Linked DNA regions of Homo sapiens: region 2 is linked to region 1. A link is a loop called in an ENCODE intact Hi-C map of the cell type or tissue named here. Cell type or tissue: dorsolateral prefrontal cortex. All regions are shown on one strand. Each heading gives the region's core, and the rest is flanking DNA. Links, peaks and the distances in the headings are about the cores only.

Region 1 (7,985 bases), core at 3,415-5,914:
GGAGCAACAGGATCCCTCTATAGAAAGCCCCAACTCCTATGAGGTAGACCTGTCCAGACAGCTACTCTTTCTGGACACTGTAACAAATCACAACCCTTCAATCATAGGCTTGGTGAAGTCTCCCTCCTGTTGCAGGCCTGAAGCCCTGTACTACTCCCTGCTGGCTCACCTAAACTCTGACTACATCTACAACAATAATCCCATTATTTAGTTATCTTTAATTTGCCAAGTTTCAATGGGCTCTCTATTTCCTGCCGGGACTCTATCTGATGAAAACATAATAGTAAGGATTTGGTTTAATTATAACATGCATATTACATGCAAAATGCCTCATGTCATTACTCACAATTAGAAAACTTAATGCATTCTCAATGACACTATGGGAAACAGTGCTACATTTGCCATCCTCTCTCTTGATCTCTTTACCAGTGACCAACAGTGGACAGACCAGGAGATTGTATTTGTAGCCTTCAAATAGCACAAACTTGAATATTTTCTAGTAAATTTCCTGATTCTTCTCTTGCGATCTCCTGACTTCTGAAAAGGCAGAATGACCTATCAGGAATACCACAGATACTAATGGGCAGGTTGCAGGTAGTCTTAAGAAAATTTCCAGGCTGGGCGTAGTGGCTCACACCTGTAATCCCAGCACTTTTGAGGTCCAGAGTTTGAGATCAGCCTGACCAACATGGTGAAACCCTGTCTCTACTGAAAATACAAAAATTAGCTGGGCATGGGGGTGCATGCCTGTAGTCCAAGCTGCTTGGGGATGGGGGGGCTGAAGCATGAGAATCACTTGAACCCAGAGGCAGAAGTTGCAGTGAGCCGAGATTGCACCACTACACTCCAGCCTGGGCGACAGAGTAAGACTCTGTCTAAAAAAAAAAAAAAAAAAATTTCCAATCCACACCCCTGCAAGAAATGGAAGATGATAAAGAGGGGAAAATGCATAATTAATTTTGCTCTCGTAAGAATCTCCTTAAAAATCTATATGAACAGGCAAAAAAGGCATTGATTGTCTGAAAAATTGGAAGGGATTTTGCAAAATGAACTGCTTGCATGCTTGAATTTTTTACACCTAAAGTATTTCTTGCTTTAAATCATTGTTAAGTCTTAGTTTCTGCTCCTAAAATAAGGAAATATTGAATATTTTAAGACAAAACATCCAATCTAAGTATATGCTGTTCATTTAAGAAAAACACAGTTTCTCTTGAGATGGCTCAGACCTGCTAGTTTTTTTTAAGCAAAATAGATAAATAGAAAGATATTCAATCCAAGTTTAGGTTTAGTGCAAACACAGATAAAACGCTTGAGTTATTCTCCAAAGCTCTAGCAATTTCTTCCCATAAAACTACATCAACATAATACATTCTGTGTTTACACAGGTAAACAGAAGCAGAGGTTTGAACAAGAATCTGGTGATTTTGATCAGCATAAACATCCAGGAACTGAATTATCTGAATAGCTGAGATCAAAATCTCCCTCTTTCTTTCACATCAGGTTTCCATTTATTTATTTAGAACATTTAGCTGATGATTAAGGACACAAGATTTGGGGAAAGAGGGGTTTGAATTTTTTAAAATTAATTTGTGTACAAAGGGAATATAAAGACTTAAACTTTGTTGGGTATTCACCAGATAAGAGCATTTAGCCCTGACTTAAGAAATGTAAATCAAATCTCCACATCACACAGGAGAAAGTTGACAATTATAAAAGAAAATAAAATAATGCAGTATTTTCACTAGGTCCACATTTTCAAGTTGTTTTAAGATAATACTATTTATTTTCATAAAACAGGAGGTTCCTTTGTCAACGAATTCAACAAAGCTGTAAGCAAAGCCAATGGAAGAATATGTCAGATACTGAGTTTATGACAGGTAAGTTGTTTGCTTTTGGAGGTGGTTGTAGATGTTGCTGTCTTAATTAGTATTGAGGGAAATGAGAAGGCTTAAGATACTTTATCCATTTAGAGGTTCAAGGTACCTAGGCCCAAATATTCCAATGAACCACATTTTTTTTTTTTTTTTGAGACAGGAGTCTTGCTCTGTTGCCCAGGCTGGAGTGCAGTGGTGCGATATCGGCCAATAAACCACATTTTTGCATTCAACTACATGAAATGTTGATTAAAGTCTTCGAGAATAAACAATAGCATCAGCAGCAACAACAACCATGAAATATTTCCTTCTCATTTCTAACAGTTATGACTACACTAGGATTTCTCTGTTTATAAATCTTTCCTTTTTGGGCTATCAAGTAGTCTAATCACTCTCAGTCTTAAGCTTTATTTGTTTTTACTCAGCCATTGGTTAATTGGTTCACTCAACAAACACAGTTGTGAGATGCCTACTAAACGTCAAGGTAATACTAAATAATGAGAATATACAGATTTATAACACAGAGACATCATTTCTACTATGGAGGGGGTTAACATTCTTTAATTATTAACCACTAGTATGGTAGTAAAAAGAAAATAAAATTCAACCGTTACTTTACAGTTACATTAGGATTTCAAGTTATTTTTGGTTAGAAATTAAAACAATCATGAGGCATTTAACTGGAACTTTTATATTTAAATTAGTATTTTCTAACCTATTTCTACTAGCGTTTTTGTTTTTTACTAATGATAAAGAGGACCATTATAAACTGGAGGGATTCAGATGTCACAACGTTATTATAAGGTTTGACTTACTGTAAAATTTCCTTACCTGGAAGGTTTAAGTCAATTACAGCCCTGCAGGGGGAGTCTTCATTATTACAAAAGGAACTTGAGAAGGGTATTTATTTGTTCTTCTGAACAAGGGCACCAATATACATATTTTGCTTACAAATGGTAGGTTTGTAATTAGGTCTCTTCTAGTATGAACTAAACTTGAACCTTCTTATTTTGCCTAAGTGTTCTCTAAATTACATGTGTACTTTGATTTTTAGTAATTTACTTCATTGTCTCTCAAGACACTACTAGTGCTTATGATTACCTTTTTTAGCAATTGATGATCCTTAATAACTGATTTTCTAAGTGGAATACTTAAAAATTCTCACAATAAATTTTTAAAGTATAAAAGCAACAACATTTCTGATATACAGGCTCTTCTTTAGCTGCAGGGTGTGTGTAAAACTCAGTAATCTTATCTTGGTATGGATTTGACTTCCTGTAGATTAACTGTACTTTAATCTGCTTATGTTCTGATTCTCATATTTTTCACTATTCCTTCTGATACAGTTAAACAAGCTTAGGGTGCAAAGCTTACAGTGCTATCCCTGAGACAGCAAATTAAGTAATTACTAATCAAAAGAAGAAGATGAAAGGAGAGATAGATAAGTCATTAGCATTGATTTTAACTAGCAATTCTAGGCCACCATAAGTCAAAGAGTGAGTTCTTGGAGAGAAAGATATGGACGCTCCATCCCAGAAACATAGCAGAAAGTGGGATTTTGGGGAAAAGGAATGAGACCCCAATCTTCTAGGTTGTTCAACCCATAACTATAGTAAGTAGAGCACCAGATAACCTAGACTCTTGCTTCCCTTATGTAAAGTTTCATACTCAAATCTAGATGCCCCATAAGGTGCAACATCAGATCTGCACCTTTGATTATAGCCTCCTTTATTCTCATACTGATTCCATTCAGATTAATATCTGCTGTATGCATATTTATATAATGACATAAATATTGACTCTAGTAAAGAAGAAAATCAGATTTTTAATTAAATGATTAATGCTAGTAATAAAATATTTGTCTTTTATTTAAAGTTGTACACAAATGTTGATAAAATAGTTAGCTTTTAAGCTTTCTCCTGTCTCCACAAGCCAAAAGCTTTAGAAGGCTGAAGAATTTAAATATCATTTTTAAAAGCTAGTATATGTTCCAGAATTTATTTATAAAAAGATTTTGTTGTTTTGTGCATCACTTCACAGAAAAATTAACGTCATTGGAGTTACTAAGTCAATGATTCTTGGTAGTATAAATGGATTTTTGTGGCAACCGATATAAATTTACATAGGAAGGACTGCAGAAAGCTCGAGGAAAAACCAACACCAGAAAAAAAAAAAAAAAAAAGCAGAAAAGCCAAAATTTCTCTCCCAGGAGAAGCCATGTGCTATTAGTAGCAATGTAGCAATGCCAAGTTTGTGAAAATTAGGGTTTTGACAAATCCAATGCTAGTGGACCTTGACTGATTTTTCTGTTTTGACAAATAGCATAAGTCATTTGAATGAAGCTAATTCTGCTGACAAAAATTATGGATTTATTTTTTCTGTCATTGTACGTTGCTCACAGGATAAAAAAAAAAAACTACTAATAAATTCATTATGTTGCATTTCTAAGCCTTGAGAATATCCTGACTTCTTTCTATTTTGTTTTTGCTTGAATATTTCAAATGTTGATTGCAAAAACGCCCCCTGCTGACCACAGCTCCCCGTTATGCATGCTGTTTGTACATGTCATTGCAGCTCTTCCCATTTAGAGGTGGACTTGCTTTCTCTATCCCCTGAATCAGAGCTGGCCTTGTGACTTGATTTGGACAATAGAATGCAGGGCAGTCATGGTGTGGCATTCTGAGCCTAGTTCTCCAGAAAGCTGGCATGCTGCCACTCTCTTGGAATGCTGCCCTTTTGCCTTGGACTGGCCAGCTGTAGGATTAGAGACTACAATGAGCAGAGCTGATGCATCTCAGCTAAGGTCATCTTAGACCAGCCAGTTCCCACTGACTCATCTCCAACATCAGCCAAATATGACCTAGATCTGCAGAGCCTTCCAAAGATCAGTCTCATGAGAAAGAATAAAATGATAATAGTTTTAAAACTCTAAGATACCGGTGTTTGGTTACAAAAAATAATTAAAAATTTGAAATGAACTGCTGACTGTCATGGTATTAAATCTCACATATTTATTTAACAAATATTTACTAAAATTCGCCAAGTGCCTAGAACTCTGCAAGGCACTCCAGAGGAAATAAAAATTATATGAAAACAAGACTTTGACCCAATTAACATAATTCTTGAGGAGAACAACACTGCATGCCCTACGCAAGTCTTGAATATTTATGTACACTTCAAATTTTCCTGATTCATGACAATTCTCTCATTTTTAATCTAGGAATACCACCAAGACTTTCTGACTTCCAAGGGGCTTTAGAAATATTCAAATCTTCAGAGGAATCACTTCATGGTAGTCAAATTCTAGAAAACAATGTATATCCTTGCGTTAGGACTAAATTAAAATAATTAATTAAGACATAAATATAACTAAAGTTCCTTTTAAAAGTCCTGCTCTTAAGTAAAATTATGTTAATATTACCCTGCACTAAAATATGAAAAAATAAAGTTATTCATAGCTTATTATATTATTTACTGTTTTAATCTTTCTGTTATGGTTGTTTGAATGTTAAATTTGATGCCTTTGTTTTATCATTGTACCAAGAATGATAGTTCTCAATATAAAGTGAAAGCTGCAAAAAAAAAAAAAAAGTAAGCCTTTTTGTTTTTTCCGACAGGAAATTACTTTCACACAGGCAGACTTACTAGATTAACCATTCATGGCTACCCACTTAAATGGAAAGAGACCCACAGTAGCAGATTGTGGATCGTTCTACAACATCTTTAGCGTAAACTTAAAGGCAAAAGGAATTAGTCTTGACAAACCCCTAAACTGGTCAAGTAGAAAAATGCCCCTGATAGAAACTTCCCTCACTATGTTGTGTTATTAGTGAAAAGAGGACAAGGGAGTAAAACAATGTTAAGAAGGAGGAAGAAAAGAGTGCATATACCATAAAGAGCAGGCAAGTGAACCACAAATGAGGCTTCTCCATTTAGCCCAGTTCCTCCTTTTTAAGCACTACTGAACAAACTAAAGAACTTCTCTAGGCCTCCATGTGCCCTATTTTATAAAATTTTTACAAGAACCCTATGCAACTAAACTTTAAAGAGTCTTAATACTCCCTATTAGAGAAATACGGAATAGGCTGGGCGCAGTGGCTCACGCCTGTAATCCCAACACTTTGGGAGGCTGAGGAGGGTGGATCACCTGAGGTCAGGAGTTTGAGACCAGCCTGGCCAACATGGTGACACCCGTCCCTACTAAAAATACAAAATTAGCCGGGTGTGATGGTGCATGCCCGTAATCCCAGCTACTCGAGAGGCTGAGGCAGGGGAATAGCTTGAACCTGGGAGGTGAAGATTGCAGTGAGCCAAGATCGTGCCTCTGCACTTCAGCCTGGGTGACAGAGTGAGACCCCATCTCAAGAAAAAAAAAAAAAAGAAAAAGAAAAGAAATACAGAATATATGACCTCTTTTGAATTAGATTATTAAATTTTTGTGCCACCTATCACCCCCAAAATGCTATGTATAACATGGTACAGTTAAACCTAATTAAGCATAAACATATTCCATGTGATTTTTTAGCGTTTTATTATATTTAAAGTTGAAAATCATGTGTACATTCTGCACACACATATTAGTATATAACCAGCCAGGCACTGGCTCTGGCTCTAAGGACTTAAGATTAATTAGACAAATGAGTTGTATTATTCTTGTATGTTTATTGGTTTATAACAATGCAACTGTCTCAGGGACTTCAAAATGGATTGAGATAGTCTGGATCACTCCAATTTACATCTTCATTATGTTATCATAGATCACGTTATGAATGTAATTAGCATAAGGGTAGAAAATTTTTTTAAAATGCTGAAGTTCTTAGTGTAATGGATGAAATAAGAAAGAAGGGAAACATGGCTAGGAGAATGAAGTATGCACACTTTTGAAATAATCTTAGGAAAAGCTTACACTTTCTTGATATTTAAAAATATTTTTAGTTCTCGCATATCATTGATTATGTGAATATATAAACACATACAGAACATTTTTGCCTCCCAATTATTTAGAATGCCATTGTTTTTGTCATTTCCTTCGTCCTTAGAGTTGTATTAAACTGTATAGCAATTTATTTCAAGGTACAAATGGTGGTAATTAAGTGGATGATAGATGAGCAGAAACTTGGGTATAATAGAATACATTAAATTTCTAGCATTTACTTCAGTGTCATTTGTCATTTCTAACAAAGAATGATTCACCACGGGATTGTGAGAAATTTTCTATACTGGGTAGATATTGGTATCTTTAGTATAGCTCAGTTTCTGGTAAAAGCAGGAATTAATATGAGGTAATCACTCAAGAAATTTCTAATCTAATTACTATATGATTTAAGGGGTAAAAGTCTCTAAATCTTGGAAATAACCTCTGGATTATATGCCCAAGAGCAAGTTGGCAGTACAGTAGATATTCCAGAATGAACCACTCTTCTATAGTTTACAAAAATTACAGTCACTCATAAGACGCCATAACAACCAGGACTCTAAAGCAGAGTGTAAAATAGTTATGAATGTAGTCAAGTATACATGCTATTTTCTAAAATTGCTTCTGTACATCATGTAATTTCCTCAGGTGAAGTCATCTAACATATTATGTGTGGTACCTAGGAAGAGAACTTTTCATGAACACCATCTGCATTCTGCCATTTTGTGGTCTTAATAAGAGCCTTCGCAATGCAGGGGGTGTGGAGAATTGACAGATTTTGTGCATATTCATGCTTTTTCACCATGTTTGCTATATTCATCAGAATATAAGCTTTCAGGTTTAAAAGATGAGCTGAAGTTCATTTTGCTGTGCAAATCAGCACATTAAGGAAGCCAAGCAGAAAAGCCTTCGAGGTAAACAGAAAACCTGAAAGGGGCTTTGCTCTCAACTATAATGGGAAATAAGATTTAAATGTTAATTTGACCTAAGAGTCAGAATCAAGAAGTACAGAAAAAAAAGTCCTGAAAATGTGTATACAGTTGCACCTTAGAGTGTGAAAAATGACAGAACTTACTTAAAAGTTAAAAAATATTCTATTAAAACTTACCATTCATGTAGGTTAAACCACTGTAACGGAAAGACTCAAAGGGTATTTATTTATTTATTTATTTATTTACTAATAGTATAGGTAGGTG
Region 2 (7,985 bases), core at 3,064-5,563, 69 kb after region 1:
TCTTAGAGAGTTGTTAGCCCAAAACAATGCAATAGATGACCAGGCCTTTTAAGAACTTCCAAGCTAGAACTTAAAGGACTTTGCAACTTGGGCCTGGGCTCTCTGAAACATTTTCTTTAGAAGCCCCTAACTGCAATGTATAAATTCTAATTAAGCCATGACTCCCAACTGAGTCTAGCCTGCTAGCCATACCACAGCCTGAGAGTAAACCTGTCTTGGACCATCTAACCCAGCCCATAGGCCAAGTGAATACTGCTTTGTGAATTGCTGTTGGAACCATGTAAAAATAAACAACAAAAAATCCCCCTAGTTTAGCCCTTCCTGAATTCCTGATCCATAGAATCATAAAATAGAATGAATATGTTATTCTTCAATTCCTCTGAGGCTTGGAGGTAATTAAGTAGAACAAGCCACTTCCTTTTTGGGAGGGTGGGAGTGGATTCAGGTTATACAGCTTTAGAGTAGTTCACAGAAATACTTTTATATATCACACCTTTCTCATATTCACAGACAGTTCTAATCACTTTACTGAAATTACACCCCTGTCACAGATCTAACAGATACTGCTTGATTAGGATGAGATCTGGTAGGTTAAAATGTGCCTCAGAAAATAGGTGATGAAAATGTGTGATAAGGATTTTAAAAAATTACACTTAATTCAGAATTACAAAAAGGCAGAATTTTCACATAAACTAATTCCATCCAATTTTTAGATTACAAAGAATGTATACATATTTTGTGTCTAAATACATACAGATACATATGCATATTTTGTAAAATAGAACATTTATATCAAAACTAACTTCACACATTTGAATTATGTGTCAAACAATTGAATTATTGTTGTGACACACACAATCATACATACACATTTTGTATGTGTAGTATGTGCATGTGTGATGTGTGGCTTGTATGTATCATAATAATTTGATGGATTTGTTATACTTGAACACGTATAAAGGTTAGTTTTGATACAAATCTTCTCTCTTACACATACATACTTTCAATTAGTTACTAAGGTTTTTTCTAAGCTGATGTGGATCTTTCTATCCTGGCCTTTATCCATGTCAGTTTCTAGAACTATTCTGCCAACTCAAGCCTCTGTCCCTTTGCAAATACTTGTCCCTCAGTTTAGGGACATAGTTTTCTTCATCATGCTGTGCAACTATACATAGTTTTCTTCATCATTCTGTGCAACAGTTGTTTTCAAAAGGTTTCTAAAGTACATTAACTTAAATAAATTAAGAAAAGTTTAATTTATTTGATATTGGCTATGTATATTGATGCTACTTAGCATTTTTGTGTATAGGGAAGACTATGCAGCTAGTAATTTTGTCTAACTTATATTTATTAAATTTCTTATCGGTCTCCTCCCATCAGGCCCCTCCTCCAACACTGAGGATTACAATTCAACACGAAATTTCAGTAAGGACACAGAGCCAAACCATAACAGTCTGCTTGTTTTTCCATTACCAAACCCTGTCCGAGATTGGTGAGTTTCGTGTGTCAGCAATATAGTATTATTTTTCCAGCCTGCTCTTCAATTGAAGGAGTCGTACTCAGAGAATGTTAGCTCTATGAAGATTGTGCTTTTGCTATAGTTTACTAATTTAAGTTAGTCTCACTTCAATTAGTTTTGAAAATATTTAATTACATATGTTCATTGAAAAAAGTTTATAAACCGTTATATATTATTTATACATCTACTTATAAAGGCTGATGTTGCCAGAACCATCCTCCCCTTCCCTAAAGAAAAATAATACACATCAGCTGTCACTTGATTAAAATGAAACTTAGGATAAATCCAAAACAAAAATGTATTTAAAAGATAATTTTGTTTTTCAAAAACCTTGTTAATTAATTGCTTCCAACTTTTGTGTGCTAGCTCTGCCCGTGGGTTCTATATTTATAAAGTTTCCAGGCTCAGCTGAAGCCCTTTACCACTATTTTGACAATTGATGGTGCAAAACTAAATTTTCAAAATATTGTCAATTGTCTATAATTCAGAAATCAAAAATTACATCTAAGTATAAAAACTGGCATTCTGATATTTTTGAGTGTATCAACATAGCTATAACTTTTTCTGAGTTGAGTTTACATTATATATTCTTCACTCTATCATCTTACTTTTTAAAAAATTTTTTTTGAGACAGAGTTTTGCTCTGTCACCCAGGCTGTAGTGCAATGGCATAGTCTTGGCTCACTGCAACCTCTGCCTCTGGGTTCAAGTGATTCTCCTGCCTCAGCCTCCTGAGTAGCTGGGATTACAGGCACCCACCATCACACTTGGCTAATTTTTGTATTTTCATAACCAAGCATTTTTTTATATCTAGTTATTTATCTAACAGTAAAACAAGATTTTGGAATTAGAGAAAAGGCTCACAGAGCAAGTTTAGCACCAGTTCCCATACCGTGGTTCCCCACGTGGTGAAAGATAGGACTTGATGCCATTTGTGTGTGCAGTAGGGTGGCAATATAGGAAAAAATTCTCTAAGTTATGAAATTTGGAGCTTTTGTAGCATGACAGGTGCATTTTTTGAAGAGAGAGATAAATCCTTTCTCTGGAGTGAAAAACATGAAATCCTCTTTGGGGAAAGGAAGGGAATATCTCTAAGTTTTTATTTTCATTTGAAATACAAGCAAATGTCTCCAGGGTAGAAAAGCTCCAGAAAAATACACCGTCTCTAAATTCCAAGGCTTGTTTTTCGTTAAGCCATACTTTAAGCTTGATTGCCATTAATATAATATTTAACCACGAACAAACTTTAAAATGTTCATGGAGAGTTGTCAGCAAGTCTCCAGAAGAGGGAGTTGGGGGGAAAGAGAGAGAGAGAGAGAGAGAGAGAGAGAGAGAGAGAGGAGAGAGAGAATGCTAAAACAGACAACTCAACTAAAAAAAAATTAAAGTATCAGCACTTAGAAATTGAAATTACCAGACCAGACATGTTATATAACATTAACATGTTTTAAATATTTGGAGTCTATACAAGGTAAAGTATAAAACACTGAGGAAAGAAACAAAAAAGAACACACCCAAAAATGAAAGGGTATTCCATGCCCAAGGAATAAAAAAATTGATATTGTCAAAATGATAATTTTAACAAAGCAACTTACAAATCAATGAAACCCCTAGCAAAATACCAAGAAAATTCTTCACAGAAATAGAAAAAATCTTAAAATGTGCATGGAACCACAAAAGACCTCTAATAGCCAAAGCAATCGGAGCAAAAAGAACAAAGCTGGAGGCATCACCCTACCTGACTTGAAAATATACTACAAAACTATAGTAAGCAAATTAGCACAGTACTGGCATAAAAGCAGACATACAGAACAATGGAACATAATAGAGAACAGATATAAACTCACATGTTTACGGCCAACTCTTTAAAGACAAAGGTATCAATACTATGCAATGGGGAAAGGACAGTCTCCAATAAATGTTGTAAAGAAAACTGGATTACCTTATGTAGAAGAACGAAACTAGACCCTTATCTCTCACGATATGCAAAACTCAAATCAAAATGGATTAAAGACATATCTAGCCAGGTGCAGTGGCTCACGCCTGTAATCCCAGCACTTTGGGAGGCCGAGGCGGGCAGATCACGAGGTCAGGAGATCGAGACCATCCTGGCTAACACGGTGAAACCCCGTCTCTACTAAAAATACAAAAAAAATTAGCCGGGCGTGGTGGTGGCAGGTGCCTGTTGTCCCAGCTACTCAGGAGGCTGAGGCAGGAGAATGGCGTGAACCCGGGAGGCTGAGCTTGCAGTGAGCCGAGATGGCGCCACTGCACTCCAGCCTGGGCGACAGAACGAGACTCCGTTTCAAAAAAAAAAAAAAGACTTACATCTACCACCTGAAGCTGAAATTACCAGAAGAAAATACAGGGGAAACACTCTAGGACATTAGTCTGGGGAAACATTTTTGTGTAAGACTTCAAAGGCACAGGCAAACAAAGCAAAAATGAGATCATCTTCTACACAATAAGAACAGCAGCAGCAACAACAATAACAAAAAAAAAGCAATCAAAAGTGAAAGACAATCCACAGAATGGGAGAAAATGTTTTCAAACTATCCGTCTGTCAAGAGGTTAATAACAAGAACATATAAAGCTCAAACAACTCAGTAGCAAAAATACTAATAATCTGACTTAAAAATGAGCAAAATATCTGAGTAGATATTTCTCAAAAGAAGTAATACAAATGGTCAACAGGTTTAAGAAAAAATGTTAAAACATTAGTAATCATCAGAGAAACACAAATCAAAACCACAAGAAAGTTTCTGACCCAGTTAAAATGGTTTTTATCCCAGGACAGACAATAAGAGATGCGGGTGACAATGTGTAGAAAGGAGAACCCTCATACATTGTTTTCGGGAACGTATTATTACAGCTACTATGGAAAACTGTATAGGAATTCCTCAAAAAACTAAAATAGAGCTATCACATGATTCTGCAGTTCTACTAATGTGTATTTATCCAAAAGAAAGGAAAAAAATTGTCAAAGAGATATCTGAACTTCCACGTTTATTGTAGCGCTACTGACAATAGACAAAAGATGAAATCAACCTAAGTGTCCAAAAGTTGGTAAATAGATAAAAATCCTTAGTGTTATATACACAATGGACTATTATTCAGCCATAATATAAAATGAACAATTCTGTCATTTTCATCAACATGAATGGAACTGGAGGTTGCTAGATGAAGATGAATAAGGCAAGCACAGAAAGACAAATGTTGCATTTTCTCACTCATATGTGAGGGCTTAAATAGTGAATCTCATGAAGCTAAAAGAGTAGTTTGGTGGTTATCAGTGGCAAGAAAGGATAAAAGAAAGGATAGGATGAAGAAAGGTTGATTAGTAGGTCCAAATATACTCTTTGATATAAGAAATAAAACCTAGTGTATGATAGGTAAATAGGATGGCTATAGTTTACCATGATCTATTGTGTGTTTCAAAATACCTAGAAAATAGTAATTCAAATATTTCTAGCATAATGAGAAGCCAAATATTGCATGTGATGGATATTCCAAGTACACTGATTTGATCTTTACAAAATATTTGGATGTGTTAAATTATCCACAGGTATCCTCTAAATGTGTACCTCTAATATATATGGAAACTTCTAATTTAGAGAATTGACAATCAGTTTAAAGCATAAGAATTAAATAGACACCATTTTTAAAATATCAAGCTAATTGTCAAATAGAACTTCTAGAAATATAATTTGTGATCATTGCAATTTTTTAAATGGATGCATTAAATAGCATATTAGAGACAGGTGAAAAAAATAAACCAAAGGGTAGAATAAAAGTAAGTATGCTAAAATCAGAACAGATGAATAAAATACAGAAAAAAATTAAGTGAAATATAAGTTAACAGACTGTAAATGGCACTCTCTGATTAGCTCTAACAAAATCCAAAAGAAGAGAATTGGGAGAATGAGGGAGAAGTAGTTTCAGAAAGATAATAATTGAAAAAAATTTCCGAATTGGTAAAAGACATGGATCCTTACAATCCAGAAGCATAATTATTTTAAGCAGAATAAACCTGAAAAGGATGTCAGGGAAAATCTCAAAACACTTAGGCAAAAAAAGTAGATTTTAAATACAACAGAGAGAAAACACTGATTACCTTCAAAGGAGTAAAAATGAAACTGGTAACAGTTTCACAACTATAACAATAGGAGCCAGTGAAATAGTCTAATAGCCAGTGAAATCATTATTATAAGGAAAAATAACCTAATTTATATGTTTTCTTAGATGTACTCTAAATTTAAAACATATGAAATAGCTATTTTGTTTTGTTCTATGGACACATAAGAGGTACTAATGAAAGGTTATTAGAATCTCTTATGGGTCCATAGAACATACGCACACAAAAATTTGCAAAAACTTTAAATTTGTATATTTCAAGAGCCTGTTTCTTGCTCTAGACGTGCACTCTGCGATTCAAGCTACTTTCGGGAAATGAGTGAGTAATTATCCTACTTTTTTTAGATTTCTTGTAATATATAGTTTATAGTGCCTTTCTTAAGAAAATCAATGGTATTGATTTTGTTAAAGGCATCGTCACTTACTACACACACGTGCTAAGACAATTTACATACAATATTGTTTATCCTTTTTACAGATGGTTCATAGGCATTCCAAACATCCACTAACTCAAGTAAATAATGTTTGCATTAGATTCATACGTAGACATGAAGAAACCTTTTTATAAGGCATAATATCTTGGTTGGGGGAGGAGTGGAATGGATGATAGATTTACTGTCCAGTTACTAGTAATGCTTTTTGACGTTTCAAAATATGTTTCTAAAGAAATTTGTACAGAACAGTGATTCTTTAACTTTAGAGTTCACATACAACTCAGTATGGCAAAGGATGTGTTAATTATCTATAAAACCTCTTCTTTCTAGCTATTGAACATTTTGGTACATGTAATATTTATTTTTTTAAGTGAAATGATCTTTGCTTCAATCTCTTCACCCAAAATTGACTATATGGTGAGAGTTACATAACTGTTGATGACGTTGGCCATGTGATTAGATTGCCTGCCTGATTTGAATTTTAGTTTCACCACTGTCTTGCTTTTGGACAAAGATAGACAGTCCCTAGATAGACATTTTTCTCTATAAATATTTAGCCTCATTTTTTTCCCATACCTAACTACAGAATAAGAATAGTAGAAACCTCTTAGGTTTGTTGTCAGCATTAAAGATTAAATTAATTTTCATCATTTAATTAAGTTACTAAACTATTCAAGAACTATTAACAATCATTATTATTGTTCTAAATGGTTGACCACTGGTGTTCTGTCTCATTTAGAAGAGCTCAGCTACTTCAAAACAGAATTAGTGCTAGCTGAGTGAATTTTACAGGCAACATTATTTGACTAAATCAAGGGTGTATTTATTTATATTACTTACGTATAAACATCTCAATTCTGTACTTTATATAAGTGAATATATGACTTAGAAAAATACTCATGAATGTATTTTGAAAACACATTTAGATATTAAACTAGTAATCTTAAACATATACATCTTTGATTGAAAGACATGTGTTTTGATCTGCATGTATTCACAATTTGTGTTAAATTTCAAACCAAAAATTTCTTGTGTTGTTTTTATTTTGCTTTGAAAATATTTTTTACCAAAATTAAAATGTTATAACTAAGGGTAGTCCTAGTAAATTAAAACTTTGCAAATCTAATAATACAGAGAGCTAGGCTAAAAGAAACTTTGAGCAAAATGTCAGTTTTGAATAGAAATTATACGTCTGCTGGCAACATCCCCGCGTATTCCAAAACCAAGAGACAAAATCATATAGAATTCTGTTCACTTTAAAAATAGTATTTTCTCACTAAAAAGGGAAAATTGGTTTGTGCAAATTACTTCTAATATGATATAATTTTATACATCAGACAAATAAATGCAGTACAAATTTAATGTTAATTTATATAGTCAATTTTTAAAATATTGAAAAATAATGAATATTTCATAAATGTATGGAGATTTAATCTACAGAATGATTAAAATGTTTATAGTTTTTCAGTTTCAAAGATGGATAAAAATATGACAGGAAATAAAAAATAAATAATAGAGATCATCTCGCTGCTCAAACCTCATTTCAAGATATTTCAGGTTTTAACATAAAAACAATTTATGCTATAATGTTGCCTACAGAAAGTAGTTAACTGCTGTGAAGAATGTTTGCAGGTCACATTTCAGGAAATATATTTAAAGGCTTATTCACCAAAGTAATTTTAAATCATGGTCAACATATTTTACTACATTCAATATGAAACATAATTTAACTTGTTCTAGATCATTAAATATCATTACTATAACTATTTATTTTTGCAGTTTCCTTTTTTCTAAACCTTGACCAGTGATTCTCAACTAATTCTGAAGACAATTGCCTTTATATTCATTCTTGCTGTCAATTTATGAATAGTTTTATTGAATGTTCCTTTGTCATTATC

What was found. Peaks named below come from ENCODE experiments on the same cell type or tissue, not always from the same donor. Only the 100,000 strongest peaks of a DNase experiment are listed, where the experiment ranks them.
Region 2: it touches region 1 in a loop (11-fold over the local background); 5 of 110 quality-filtered maps call a loop at or near these places.

Annotation. Positions count from the first base shown.
Region 1 is chr21:24,041,460-24,049,444 of GRCh38, forward strand. No RefSeq gene overlaps it. Among named protein-coding and RNA genes, the nearest start is that of LINC01689, 280 kb to the right of the region's middle. In dorsolateral prefrontal cortex, for the core only: a CTCF peak has its summit at 4,403 (motif pointing left); a DNase peak (open chromatin) is centred at 4,582; H3K4me3 peaks cover 465 bases; H3K27ac peaks cover 2,339 bases.
Region 2 is chr21:24,110,755-24,118,739 of GRCh38, forward strand. No RefSeq gene overlaps it. Among named protein-coding and RNA genes, the nearest start is that of LINC01689, 210 kb to the right of the region's middle. In dorsolateral prefrontal cortex, for the core only: no CTCF peak of the experiment used is centred there; no DNase peak of the experiment used is centred there; H3K4me3 peaks cover 1,062 bases; H3K27ac peaks cover 2,500 bases.